Regions from separate parts of the Homo sapiens genome. Here region 1 is linked to region 2. Evidence: read pairs that join two places in POLR2A ChIA-PET (ENCODE). Cell type or tissue: PC-3. All regions are shown on one strand. Each heading gives the region's core, and the rest is flanking DNA. Links, peaks and the distances in the headings are about the cores only.

What was found. ChIA-PET counts read pairs that join two places held together with the same protein. Peaks named below come from ENCODE experiments on the same cell type or tissue, not always from the same donor. Only the 100,000 strongest peaks of a DNase experiment are listed, where the experiment ranks them.
Region 1: POLR2A ChIA-PET joins it to region 2 with 6 read pairs; 3 of 35 experiments call an interaction of 5 or more read pairs at or near these places.

The regions. Positions count from the first base shown.
Region 1 is chr15:44,261,668-44,264,586 of GRCh38, reverse strand. No RefSeq gene overlaps it. Among named protein-coding and RNA genes, the nearest start is that of GOLM2, 26 kb to the left of the region's middle. RefSeq lists a silencer at 2,466-2,671. In PC-3, for the core only: no CTCF peak of the experiment used is centred there; no DNase peak of the experiment used is centred there.
Region 2 is chr15:44,488,125-44,491,043 of GRCh38, reverse strand. It overlaps CTDSPL2 (CTD small phosphatase like 2), which reads right to left. Exons shown (of 13, transcript NM_016396.3): 5 at 45-260. Among named protein-coding and RNA genes, the nearest start is that of EIF3J-DT, 47 kb to the left of the region's middle. In PC-3, for the core only: no CTCF peak of the experiment used is centred there; DNase peaks (open chromatin) are centred at 233 and 1,393; H3K27ac peaks cover 1,268 bases.

The DNA.
Region 1 (2,919 bases), core at 111-2,610, 230 kb after region 2:
TCAGCAAGTGTTAAGACAAAAATTGGGGGGGTGGTGGGGTTAAAACCAGGATGCAAACTAATTATTAGGTTCCCTAAGTGAAAATGTCAGTGCTCCAAGAAGCAGACATCAATTAGAATGCTTTTTCAACATAGTTTCCTTATTTTTCACTCAAGGTAACATTCAGTAATTACTGGATATTTCCTGCACTGGCTTATCAGCCATCTGCTCCTGGTAATCTTGCCCCTAGAATTTTGTCAAAGTTCCAACCAGAAACAGAGATTGACCCTGCCCGTCTCAGTAAGACCTGACCTGATTTCTGCTCCCTGCTCCCCAGGTTATCTGCCTTCTTCTCGTTTAATCAAGAAGATTGATAGGCTGGGCGTGGTGGCTCAAACCGGTAATCCCAGCATTTTGGGAGTCTGAGGCAGGCGAATTACTTGAGTTCACGAGTGAGACCAGACTGGGCAACATCTATTAAAAATACAAAAACTTAGCTGAGCGTGGTGGCAGGTGCCTGTAGTCTCACCTACTCGGGTGGCAGAGGTGGGAGGATCACTTGAACCGGGAGGCAGAGGTTGCAGTGAGCTGAGATCGTGCTGCTGCACTGCAGCCTGGGCAACACAGCCAGACCCTGTCTCCAGAAAAAAAAAAAAAGATTGATAGTGAAGACATCCAATTATAACTTTTTCTTTCTCATTTGGAGCGCTAAAAGGTAAGCATCTTCTCGTCTCCACTAGAAATATTATAAGGTGGTAAGCGTTTTTGTAATGTAGTATATTTGATATGCTCTTTCCTTTCCTCTGATATAATTTATATGCTTTATGTTGTGGAAAAAGAACAACTTAAGGTTGTTCTTAACCTAAACTTAATACGTTATTTTCGCAGTGACTGCTTAGCTCTGCAAGTGATGTTCAGGATGTTCACATATTCACAGGCATGTGGTCACAGACTCACCCTGCTATTCAACACCTACAGAGTTAATAGGTTTCCTTATACATGAATATTCATAGCAGCATTATTCGTAATAGCCAAAAGGTGGAAACAAATTAAATGTTTTCTAACTGAATATTTAACAAAATGTGGCATATCTATATACTGGAATATTATTTGGCAATAAAGAACAATGTGGTCTGGATTTCATATTATTAAAGTCAATGTTGGCCAGGTGCAGTGGCTCACGACTGTAATCCCAGCACTTTGGGAGGCCAAGGCAGGTGGATCACAAGGTCAGCAGTTCGAGACCAGCCTGGCCAACATAGTGAAACCCCGTATCTACTAAAAATACGAAAAAAAAAAAAATTAGCCGGGCATGGTGGCAGTCTCTTGTAATCCCAGCTACTTGGGAGGCTGAGGCAGGAGAGTCACTTGAACTTGGGAGGCAGAGATTGCAGTTAGCCGAGATCATGCCACTGCACTCCAGCCTGGGTGAGAGAGCAAGACTCCATCTCAAAATAAAATAAAGTCAATGTTAATAAGATTTTAAAAGTTATTTTTTTGGAATGTAAGCGCTTGGAAAACTTAAAGGCCAGAAATGATAACAGTAATGGGAAAGCTCCAGAGTGTGAAGTTAAAGGGCCATGAGAAGGGTTCAGGCTTGTTTTTGTTCATTTTGATCAACCAATCTGTTATTATTATTATTATCATTATTATTTGAGATGAAGTCTCGCTCTGTCTCCCAGACTGGAGTGCAGTGGTGCAATCTTGGCTGACTGCAACCTCCGCCTCCTGGATTCAAGCGATTCTGCTGCCTCAGCTTCCTGAGTAGCTGGGATTACAGGTGTGTGCAACCATGCCCAGCCAATTTTTATATTTTTAGTAGAGATGGGGTTTCATCATCTGGCAAGGCTGGTCTTGAACTCCTGACCTTGTGATCCACCCTCCTCGGCCTCCCAAAGTGCTGGGATTACAGGCATGACCCACTGTGTCTGGCCCCAATCTGTTATTTTTTTTATTATTATTTTTTGAGACGGAGTCTCGCTCTGTCGCCCAGGCTGGGGTGCAGTGGTGCGATCTCGGCTCACTGCAAGCTCTGCCTCCTGGGTTCACGCCACTCTCCTGCCTCAGCGTCCCAAGTAGCTGGGACCACAGGCGCTTGCTACCACGCCCGGCTAATATTTTGTATTTTTAGTAGAGATGGGATTTCACCGTGTTAGCCAGGATAGTCTCGATCTCCTGACCTCGTGATCCGCCCACCTCAGCCTCCCAAAGTGCTGGGATTATAGGCGTGAGCCACCGTGCCTGGCCCCCAATCTGTTATTTTTAAGCCACAATAACAAAAACGTCTTTATTGCTGCCATTACTGAAAAAAAGAACTTTATTATTTTTTCTTATATCTCAATTCTTCCCATTGAGACCATCAACTTTTAAATGCAATTTTTAAATAATGTGTGTTTTTTTTTTTTTTTTTTTTTGAGACAGAGTCTCACTCTGTCTTGCCCAGGCTGGAGTGCAGTAGTGTGATCTTGGCTCACTGCAAACTCTGCCACCCGAGTTCAAGTGATTCTCCTGCCTCAGCCTCCCTAGTAGCTGGGATTACAGGAACCTGCTACCGCACCTGGCTAATTTTTGTAGTTTTAGTAGAGACGGGGTTTCACCATCTTGGCCAGGCTGGTCTTGAACTCCTGACCTCGTGATCCGCCCACCTCAGCCTCCCAAAGTGCTGGGATTACAGGCATGAGCCACTGCGCCCAGCTGATAACGTGATGTTTTAAACCCAAGTTGTGCAAATAACACAACAGTGCCTTTATTTGCTGCTTATTGAATTCTACCTTGTAATACTTTATCTCTCAGATTGTAAGCTTATTGAAGACAGGAATCATACCATTCATCTTCATATTTCATTTCTCCCTTGGCTTCAGAAAAAGACTACCATGTCTAACACATAGGCACTGAATACCTTTTTTTTCTTCAGTGAAATTGAATGGGAATTTTAAAATT
Region 2 (2,919 bases), core at 184-2,683:
ATCAACTACTCATGAAGATGTATAAGAAAAGAAATTTTCTTCACCTGTAAGGGGTGGGATATCACGATTAACTGTTTCTTCTGCTTCTTCTAAACCATTGTTTAGTGATGGTCTCACTTGAACTGCTTGATTTGAGTAAGCTGCTCCATTAGTTGATGTAGTAGTACTGGTAGTGATCTCATCCACCTGTTCCATATCAAGTTGTTTTACTATTTCTTCAGCTTCCACAGCCTGTCCTGGAGAATCTGATCCTGACGTTCCTGAAATCATGATTCAGTGTACTATCATCATTTAAAAATGCACCTATTTAGAAAAACTAAATGCAGCATCACCGTACAATATATTTATTTAGACTGATCATTCCTGCAGGAACAAAGCTGAGTATATTGCTTTTAGAGAATCTTTGCTAGCTATTTCAAACAATGAAGAATAAAGACTTACAGGCTAGAGTAACATTTGTGAGCAAAGTTTCTGCATCCTAGTCATGTGTGCAATTGTAATTTTTCAACCAGAGGTATCAAAAAATTAGCTGTTCCCCTAATCATGAGAACCTTTTAATTAAAAGATATAAAAATAATTTCTCAGCAAAACTCCATCTCAATAACAAAGACTGGGCCAGGTGTGGTGACTCATGCCTGTAATCCCAGCACTTTGGGAGGCTGAGGCAAGCAGATTGCTTGAGCTCAGGAGTTCAAAACCAGCCTGGGCAACATGGCTGTCTCTACAAAGAATATAAAAACTAGCTGGGTGTGGTGGTGCACATCTGTGATCCCAGCTACTCATGAGGCTGAAGTGGGAGGATCGCTTGGGCCCAGAAGGAGGTCAAGGCTGCAGTGAACGGTGATCGTACTATTGCACTCCAGCCTGGGTGACAGAGCAAGACCCTGTCTCAATTAAAAAAGAAAAAATAATAATCCCAGGTCTTTCCATTTCCTTCTGGAATCTTCCAAATGTCATTTTAAACAAAAATAACAAAAAAAATTAACCTCCAATATTCTCAACTTCCTTACAGAACATTCCTTCTCCCTTGTTGCTTTAAGTTTAACCTCTTTCCTAAAAGGTTTTTCTGATACCCTTCCCTCAATGCTCTTTATTCTCCCATACCAATATACTAATTGAATCAGAATTCATTTATCTCCATTGCTACTATCCAATCGCTGGTTTTCCACTAATGTGCAAAAAAAGTCTGCTCTTTTGAGACTGATGTCACATGGCTATATAATTCTTCACTTATCCTCACTGCTGGCACCTACCATCTACTGCCAGAATCCTCTCAATCGCAAAGAAGTTTAATACATAGCTACTAGTTTACTGCTCTATTTAACACAGTATTTTTTCTAGTTGTTATTACAGATGATGTCAATGACTCATCCAATGACTAATCCTCAAAGTTCTTGCCCTCTTCAGCTCCAACCACCTTCACTCATACTGCTCTATATCAGTTACTACCATAGCTATAACCTGGACATTAACACTGAGAAACTTCACCTCTGAAGCCTAAAATTCTAATACTGTATTAACCACTTAGCACAACCTCCTAACCCTCAAATTATATATCTCATACTCCCATTATATGTGATCTTCAAACTTGATAAAGGCCAGTCTGTTTAATTCCAAACACGTCCCTCAAACACTTCTTCTCAACCCTCCTCATCTAGTTAGACTTCGTGGTGTATCACTTAAATACACTGTCAAACTGGCAGCCTCAGTATCCTTGATCCCTCATTCCTCCACTGTCATCCATCAAGAAATCCCTCTTGAATCAACGTAACCAACAGGCTTCTCAGACCCTAGTTGCAGGCTATGGAACAAAAAATACAATTACAAAGACTGGTCATAATCCAAATAAAACAGAGACACAGAGACAGGGAAAGGCAGGGGGAGGGGAGGAGGTAGGTGGGGGGGAGGGGGGAAGAGACAGATGTGGGAGTGGAGAGAGAGGTTGTGTGTGTATGGGGTGGGGAGAGAGAGACAGAGACACACACAAAGAAAATATCAATGTAAACCTTCACTATTCTTCCCAAGTCCCTTCCACTAGAACTATCATTAATGACACCATCTCTTCCTTCCAAGAAAACTCTATCAAACTTCAACTCCTTCTTCCCCAGACATCTATTTCTGTACACACCTTCAGAGATATACACACCTTCAGAGATTCTTTACTTCAGCATGAGGGGAAAATATTACTACTGGGGTTTGTTTTTTTTGTTTTGTTTTGTTTTTTGAGATGGAGTTTCACTCTTGTTGCCCAGGCTGGAGTGCAATGGTGCGATCTCAGCTCACTGCAACCTCGGCCTCCCAGGTTCAAGCAATTCTCCTGCCTCAGCCTCTTGAGTAGCTGGGATTACAGGTGGGTGTGCGCCACCATGCCCAGCTAAATTTTTTTGTATTTTTAGTAGAGATAGGTTTCTCCATGTTGGTCAGGCTGGTCTTGAACTCCTGACCTCAAGTGATCCGCCCATCTCGGCCTCCCAAAGTGCTCGGATTACAGGCGTTGAGCCACCGCGCCCAGCCTGAATATTTTTATTTAAATATTTCATGGCATCTCAAACTCAGCATGGTCCAAATTACACTCAATTATCTATCTCCCAGGAACTTTATTTTCCTTGAATCTTCTACTCTTGTGCCATCTTCATCTCTATTCTCTTTCACCTCCAATCTGCACCAAAAATGTGTCTATTTTCTATCCTCTGATCCTTCCTGTCTTCTCTAATACAATTAAGGTCTCATCAAGTCTCACACAAACGACTACAAGTCTACTAATTGTTCTACCTGCCTATGGCCTCTTCAGAATCTAGTCTACACACTACTGCCCAAGTGATCTTTATAAAACATAGATCTGATCGTATTATTCACCAGTTTAAAACCTTTCAGGCCGCTCTGCCTATGGAGGAGGAGCCATTCTTTATTCCTTTTTCT